Linked DNA regions of Homo sapiens: region 2 is linked to region 1. A link is an interaction called in ENCODE POLR2A ChIA-PET data of the cell type or tissue named here. Cell type or tissue: PC-3. All regions are shown on one strand. Links, peaks and the distances in the headings refer to the core of each region. The heading gives the core; the rest is flanking DNA.

Evidence for each region. ChIA-PET counts read pairs that join two places held together with the same protein. Peaks named below come from ENCODE experiments on the same cell type or tissue, not always from the same donor. Only the 100,000 strongest peaks of a DNase experiment are listed, where the experiment ranks them.
Region 2: POLR2A ChIA-PET joins it to region 1 with 6 read pairs; 2 of 35 experiments call an interaction of 5 or more read pairs at or near these places.

Annotation. Positions count from the first base shown.
Region 1 is chr14:32,899,060-32,903,461 of GRCh38, forward strand. No RefSeq gene overlaps it. Among named protein-coding and RNA genes, the nearest start is that of NPAS3, 38 kb to the right of the region's middle. In PC-3, for the core only: no CTCF peak of the experiment used is centred there; no DNase peak of the experiment used is centred there.
Region 2 is chr14:32,696,478-32,700,879 of GRCh38, forward strand. All of the region lies in intron 9 of AKAP6 (A-kinase anchoring protein 6), which reads left to right. Among named protein-coding and RNA genes, the nearest start is that of NPAS3, 240 kb to the right of the region's middle. In PC-3, for the core only: no CTCF peak of the experiment used is centred there; DNase peaks (open chromatin) are centred at 1,484 and 2,554.

The DNA of each region.
Region 1 (4,402 bases), core at 224-4,223:
CTCATTTTGGTCTCTGAAACTGTTGCAGAAATTACTCAGCCTAACTTCAGTTTCAGCCTAACTTCTGTTTCTCAACCAAACTGAAAAATGATTGACCTCAGAAGAATAATCCTGGATACTTCTGATTTACAAGTGGGCCACTTCCGAGAGTCAGTATATATGTAAGGTGTCTGAAATGTAGTATTTACTCTTTCCCTGACAGTGTTTTTAGGAATGCGGCTCAGTTCCCCAACTGGTCTGCAAAAACTTCACTGACAGTGAATCAGGAGATCTAATTTTTTTTATTTAAAAATTTTTGTGGGTACGTGGTTGATGTACACCTTTAGGAGCTCTAATAATATTCCAAGAGCCACAAGCACTCCAGCATCTCACACATCTCTCTGCCTCAGTGGCATCAGCTTTAAAGGGAACAGACTCAGAGGACAACAACTCCTTCACAGAGCAGGTGGATCAATATTTTCGAGGTCCAGTGACTCTGTTATTATGTTTGTTAGATAAAGTATTCCTCTGAATGGGTCACTTTCCATTATGACTAAGAAATGAAGAAATGGTGCCCAGGAACCAGGGGTTTGGGGTTTGCTTCCTCTGATAACTTTTTCTGCATGTAAATTGTTAAGTATTTATTTCTTGGAGAATCACTGTTGGGATGCCTAATCACCATGATCACAGGGCACGGGGATACATGTGAATATGTTGGAAGATGGATTTGCACAAAAGAAGAGTTTCTGAGATTTAGTCTCTCATGAGCAGTTCTCATTTTCAAAACAGAAATAATGTCCTAGGACTTTAAAATGGCCTTTATTGGGCTGTTTGTAAGCCAAATCACCTAAAAATCCCTCAAGTTTGACTTGGGAAACAAACTTTAATCTTTTATTTTGGATTGAGAAAAAATATATCATTTAGTGTCTTATAGAAACTTCTTTGCATTTAAATAAAGGAAAACATATTCACAATTTAACTTAGACGTTATGAAGATTTACTTTCAGCAGATGGTTCCTAAAAGAGGATGAATTAAAATTTACTGGTCTCCAAATGGATATGTAAAGTTAAACACTGGTTTTACATAACCTTTTAGTTAAAAAGTAAAACTTGAAGGTTTAGTCCAAATATCTGAATGGAAATAAAGCCTTACACTCAAACCCAACACCCTCTCTTTATCAAGGACCACGGATATGGTGTAAAGTCCTTAAACCAAAAAGGAAATTGATCCCTATGGCAAAAACAGCAGAATAAGTGAATCCTATTATTAGATGATTATCCTATGCAAGATTTGGAATATATGCCATTATATTTACATTATCGTTCCTTTTAGCCTGCCAGCATGCCCGAGCTGGCTTCCTGTCAGTCTCGGGGATGACTTCCTAGGGGCTGGGGGAGGTGGGGCACATGGCCACGTATGAAGTAGTCTTATCCCAACATTCGGATCTTTGTGTTTCAGAGTATTAACCAGATTACAGGTCATAATCTGTAAAAGCTCCCCTGCTAGTGCCCTGTTTGACTTCTTTCCAGATGAAATCTCTTCAAACAAATCCTGGATCACAATGATACCCTGTTTTGTGCTTGAAGCCAAAGAGAAAAAAAAAATATGTGCATATAGAACGACAAGTATCCGCCAAGGGTAAAGAGCTAGATTGATGAGGTTCTGCATCATCTCTGGAAAAAAAATTGTTCCTGTAAAAGAAGCCAATTGCAACATTTAGGATGAAGTAATTCATCTGGTGATTCTTCTTCCGTTTGAACTTTTCATTTCCTTGGGCTTTTTTAATGGATGCCCAGTTTGAATGTGTCTAGATAAGGACATGACTTATTTATTGGCACTAAGAGCTTTTTATAAATTGAATATGATTTATGGATTTTTAATATTCCCTCTAATTGTTTCTTTACATGAGTTACCACTTTTTTTAAGAGCCAAATTTCATTTGCTTTATGACAGCACATGAGTGAATAAGAAAATTTGGGTTTAAATAAAAAGTTATCCCACTTGGCAACCCAAATCTATTGTCTAACTCATAAAACACTACTGATGGGGATACCCTATTATTTTTAAGGGGTTCATGAAATGGACAGAATTCAACTGTCCTCGTTCTCTGCATGCAGACAGGATATTTATGGGAAAGTATCTAAAAAAAATAGCTTCCATTCTCATTGGAGAGGTCTGGGGTAAAGCTGCTGTAATCAAGCTTGCTTGTTAAATGCCCTCAATTTTTCAGAAGCAATTTTCTGTATCTTTTACTAAGTTTTTTTTTTTTTTCCCAGAGATATACTTTGTAACTCAATCAATGTTTACTAGCATTCTTTCGCGGCTTGGAACTTGCTTCTAACATCATTTAGTAGCTTGTAACTTGCTTCTAGATCAAATAATCTGTTAACATCATTAGAATAATTCCAAGGAGACTAGCCTGCAAAAGAGGCCATTGGTCTCTAGACGAATGTCCTTTAGACTGGAAAGTATTCTCTTCCTTCCCAGTACATCCCTTAGCTGAACACCACACATGCCCACACCGGGATGCCAGTCTGCATGTTATCGTCGTCTACTTCAACCCTTCCTGGTCCATACCTCCTATGTTACTACGTTCCTATCAGTAAGCAAATTCCAAAGATCTTAATCACCTTCAGGTAGAGCTTTGGGCTTCCTCTAGCTCTGATCAGTGTGGCACTGAAGCCAACAAGCAACATAAGACAAAGCAAAGTGAAGAAGCTGCCACCCCAGGAGAAGAGTTTCCCCTTCTTCTCCATTAAGTTGCCAAGGTGTTTCCTTTGCTGGGACCTGCCCAAATCTCCAGGCCCTAGACCATTTCCCCAAACTACAGCCCATGCCTCTGCAGACTGTTCCTTGTGTCCTACTCTGTTCTCTGGCCAGGTACGGTGGGAGGCCAAGGCGGGTAAATCACGAGGTCAGGAGTTTAAGATCAGCCTGATGAAACCCCGTCTCTACTAAAAACTACAAAAATTTGCCAGGCATGGTGGCAGGCTCCTGTAATCCCAGCAACTCTGGAGGCTGAGGTGGGAGAATTGCTTGAACCCAGGTGGCGGAGGCTGCAGTGAGCCGCGAGAATCGCTTGAACCAGGGTGGTGGAGGTTGCAGCGAGCCGAGATGGCACTACTGCACTCCAGCCTGGGTGACAGAGTGAGACTCTGTCTCCAAAAAAAAAAAAGTCTTTTCTTACTCCATCTAAATTTCACTTTTTATTAATACTTTTCATGAAGTGTGATTTACACATATAATACAATTCACTCACTCGAGGTATATAATTTAATACATTTTCATAATTATATGTAGTCATGAAACCACCTCCCCAATCAAGAGATGGAACAATCCCATTCCTTTAAAATGTTCCCTTGTGCCTCTTTATGGTGGATGCCTTCTCCTGACTCCCAGATCCAAGTAACCAGTGACCTGCTTTCTCTCACTGTAATTTTGACCTTCCCAGAATTTCATATAGGACTCATACTTTATGTACTCTATTGTGTTTGGATTATTTTACTTAGCCTGCTTTTTTTAGATTCATCAGTATAGTTGTTTCTCTTGTTTTTTGCTCAGTATATATCACAATATATTTATCTATTGACTCGCTGACAAGAGTCATGTTGATTTTGCTCCACATATTCCATTTCCTCCGACACTGGTTTGAAAGTGAATTCCTTGAGTTTCAAAATGTCTGATCCCAAAACTGAGCTAATTAAACACATCTGTATTGAAATGTAACAGAAAACATCCAGAGAAGCGGAAGGATCCATGGGGTCCTCAAAAAGGAAGGATATTTTCTTGTACTGATGCTCTTTGGGAGATTAATTATTCACGTGTGGGAAATTCATGCCACATTGGAGAGGTGTAGTTTATTCAACATTGGAAAGAACAAAGGCACAGCATGGTCGTTTGTCTCCTCTGCGGTCTCCCTTGATTCTGGTATCTTTTAAAGGTAAACTTAATTTTTCCCTCCTACCTTATCTGCCAGCGTTCCTGAGCCTTGTATCTAGTAGAAGTCTGTTTCTCCTAACGGCCACTTAGATTACAGGTAAAATGTAGTCAGGAATTTCTGCAGTTATTTAAATATGTAAGTCCCACTACAGTTCCTTCACATACGCCCTTGAGTGTTTAGTTTGTTTTCTATCTACCTCAATGCTGACATTTAAAAATCTGATGATCAATTATTTGAAAAGAATTCTTGTTTGAACTTACAGGTCACTTTGTTTAAAAAAAAACTACTCGATCTGAGTTGCTATAGTCATGACGTCTGCAGTGGTTTTCAAGTTGTAGTATGCATAAAATCACCAGAAGTAGCTTGTCAAATGTGAGGGCCCTGAGCCTCACCTTTACAGATTCTGATGAGATATAAGGGTTATAGCATAAGAATATGCATTTTGTAAGCACCACAGGTAATCCGAAGTGACTGATATATAG
Region 2 (4,402 bases), core at 259-4,258, 200 kb before region 1:
TCTATCTACCCCTCAGATCTTCCCAGGGAAAAAAGAAATTTGCCTTTGGTTTGGCTTGCTGCTGCCAAAGTACAGGCCTCATCCAATTTAATGTTTATTAGTGATACATAGAGCAGACGTTGTCATATTAAGTCAATACATTTCCATGTGATTTAAGAAAACTGGCTTGAAACTCATGTATTGATTGTAGGCAATCCATCTAATAACTATCTATATTGTTTTCCATGTTTGCTAATTCACCCTTAACCTACTGTATTTTACCAATTCTACTTAAATAGTCTTAGCAGTTCTTATAAAGCAATCATGTGATTTTGCCTAAAAAAAAAAAAAATGGTTGCAGGATTCACAGTGCCTGCAAAAGCTGTCAGGGGGAGGGAAGAGGGACTTTCCACTGAAATATCAGACTGCAGTAAATCTTCCTCATTTAGGCAATTTTTATTGGAGTAATTCTGACAGTTGTCATCCTTGAATTGCTTTGAGCATATGGCATATTTCAAAGAGCAGATTGTGAATCATAAAAAATAAAATTAATAACTAACCACAGAATCAGCAACAGTATAATGACAAGAAACAACTACCTTCTAGTTTTTAAAAATTTCTTATAGAATAAGAAGTACATTCAAGGTCAAATAAAAGTTGCCTTCTTTCTTCTTCAATGGTATCATTTTAAATTACCGTTCTTTAATAAATGATTTTAACTTTTACCTCCTCTAAAGAGAGATATTTGTACTTTTCAAGGGTCTGGTTGACTTTAATTAGTGTCCCCTAGGAATCATCTCAGTTAAGAGAAGATATAAGCTCCCCAGGGACCCAGCAAATGGGGACATTTTATTCTCTAAAGAATGCAGTCCAACCTTAATTGAGTTTGTTGACTGTTAGCTGTTTCCTGTATGGGTAGCTGTCCACATTAACAACACAGCTATCTAATATATCTTCTGGCATAACATATTGTTACAGTAACAGTCTCAACCTAATTTAACAAAAACTAGATGACTTCACATTTCACATCAGGATCAGGAATTACATATGAAAACGTGCATATAAATCTCTATTAATTTAGTGATAGAAAAATATTTTATCCCTAAGACTTAAGTATTAAGAATTGAGCCAAATGGGAAAAATATAAAAGGTTACCTAACCATAAGCCATTATCTCGGACTTTATTGCACTCATGATGCCAAATAATATTTCTTTTCTTCTTGATGCATTTTTTATTTTGCACATAAGCCACTATTTTTTCAGAAACAGTGCTATTCTTTGTCAAAATCACATTCATATAATTTACATCACAATTAATAGGAAATCATTGAACAAAAATGCAGTCTTCTTTTTTCTTGCAGTTTCCTTATAAGTGCTTTGCCTGAAAATTCCCATTCTGGCATATTGAAGGCCATTATTCCACCCACTCAGAACTTCTGGGTTATAGTATTTTTCCAAACATTTTCTGTACTGTGATTTTTCATTTGTGACTCACGTCCTGTCACCATTCTTCTGCTTTTAGGTGCTTAACATAGCTCTGCTCATTAGACCAGCACTAACTTTACATTTGGCTTATAAGCAAAATTAAAGATTGAGTTAGAAACCAGTAGAAAATGCTGCTAGTCTGTAGGGTCTTTCTTTATGTGCACTCCCAAATTATTCCAGAGGCTTGGAAGCCTCCAGAATAACCCTGAGGATATTGACTGAGGAGTCATGTAGAACTTCAGGTGGCTCCTAAATTAGAAAAATTGATGAGAAGAATTAATTTCATGTCTTCTCAAGAATCCTCAGGGATTTCCAGGTTAAGTCAACATTTTCAATATCCTATTCCTCTGTTCTAATCTGCTTTTCCAGGAATCAACTGAACTGATGCCTTGAGAAAGGGGTATTTATGGTCTGTTGATCATAGAGACCCCTGAAGGAGTAAAGCTTTTCAATTGGTGCCCAGGCCTTGCCAGGTTTTAAATACAATTTGAGACTACCTTATTTATCTCTAATCTTTGTATTTGTTGACCCCAAAAGATACCAGTGCTTTATTAACCTTTTTTATTAAGGGCACCATTGACATTTAGGGCGAAACAATTTTTTTTTAGTTTGTGGGCCTGTCTTTTACACTACAGAACATTTACTCTTCATGTTCCCCACTCATTGTGACAACTCAACGAGACCTCCCAACCCATTTTACAGCATTTCCCAGTCCATCTCAACATATCTATACCATCTTTGTTTCTTAAAATACTTATATAACAACAAGGAAAATGCCTTAAACTTGTACTGTAAACGTTATTGAACAAACACTTTATATAGCTGATATTGAACCAACAGTTGTGAGTTTAAAAATCAAGGATGAAAATGAAGCTCATCATCCCTAGTATTAACGAAAAGGATGAGGTGAAACTTCTAAGGGAGATCTTCAGCTGAGTGATGGCAAAAATCCTAGGAAACTGTAGAGCAGGACCGAATCTTTATTCCTTCTATTAGAGCATTTAAAACCTTTGTTCTTCTCTCCCTGGGTGTCTCTCTGTATTTCATCACTCAACCCCTTTCCTGGAGTATTTATGCCCAAACCCTGACTCATGCACTTATGAAGTCCTAGGTTGATCCCCAAGGTATGTGTTTAGAAATGTCAGGTTAGATAAAATCTAATAAGATGCTAGTCAGTGAGAGTGAAGCTTATTTAGCTTTTTCAACATTAGGCATTACCTTCCTGACTTTACCTATATATTTTTATATCCTGATTTGCACTAGAAAATCAGCTAGCCTTACCTCCTAAACATGAAACTACAGATTGTATGAAATACAGAAACCCTAGACTATCCACTCAGCAGATATCCTGAGTACAGCATCTATTGTGATATTTAGGCTAATCCAAAGCCAGCAAAATACACAAGGAATTTATAAAGACAAATAATTGGATTTAATGGGCAAAGACTACATTAGTACAACTTAACATCATTCAGAAACCTTAATTAATACTGCAATGGGCTATAAAGTGGACTTTCTATTTGAACTATTTCTTGTTATTTTTATATTGTTAGAAATTTAAGATCATTTTTTGAGTTAATTTTAAACTGCAGTCTCAAGAGCAACCTAATTCCTATTAAAAACTAACCATTCCCTTAAATGTACTTTCTTCTTTGTTTTGAGACAGTGAGTTATACTGCCAATGACTTCCCTTCCCCCTTATCTGTCTTGCTCTACCTCTGAATAGGAGCCTTCTATATCTATTTTCTAATGAACATTGGCAATATCGTCAGCCTAGAAAACACAAATGTAGTCTTTTCTCATTTTTTCTTCCTCAACCTGAGAATTACCTCGAAGGAGAATTTGCACCCACTCTCTCACTTTCTTTCTCGTCATTCCTCCTCTCTTCCTAAGTAGGACAATTTAATTTGTCAAAAGTAACCACTATGATTTTGAAAGTTCAGCTCCTATTTGGACTAGAGTTACGACGCCAGAATTCATAATCACAGGGAGCTGTCACTCTGCTGGTCTGCATGTGCATTAACTATTAATGGAGAAATATTTAAAACCCACTTGTGAAGGAAAAGCTCCATTTTTTCATTTCTACAGATCAAAGGTGGCATTATTCTTGGGCTTGGGGAAGCTCATGACACCTCCTCCCCCATTCTCTAAGTGTTATAGACTGAGTGACCTAGAAGCATTTCAACGTTTAGAGAGTTATAGCTCAGACTGCTGCTGTTGCTGCTGCACTGTCCTCCCCAGCAGGTACAGCTGACATTGTAGTATGGTGAGGGTGTGCCCTATCAGAGGCTCCTTACCTATGCACAAAGGACTGCCAGTTCGCTGCTACCTACAGAGCACAGATGACAGATCTCCTAGTGATCCGAAGTTGGTCTGGAATTCCAGACTCCAAGGGTTAATTTCAAGGGCCAAATTCAGAAGTTGCAGCCTGGTGATTATTGTTATAATTAAACAAGAGTTTTCAGATAGTATGAAGCTCACTGAAACACCCCACTTATATATTTGTTCCTTGAACGATAGCTTACCTGCTCCTCATCAATAAAATATTAGATTATAGTCATGGGCTGCATAACAAGATTTTTGGCCTTTGAAGGACTACATATGCAATGGTTATCCCATAAGATTATAATACTATATTTTTACTATACCTTTTCTATATTTATGTACACAAATACTTACCATTGTGTTACGGTTGCCTACAGTATTCAGTATAGTAACATGCTGTACAGGTTTGTAGCCTAGGAGCAATAGGCTCTACCGTATAGCCAAGATGTGTAATAGTCTCTACCATCTACTCTATCATCTAGGTTTATCTAAGTACACTCTAGGATGTTCACACAGTGACAAAATCATGAAACACTGCTTGAATGGAGACCAGAAAGTGAGGTGGGGAGAAAGGGAGAGATTATAGCAGGGATATACATTTCTCAGAACATAC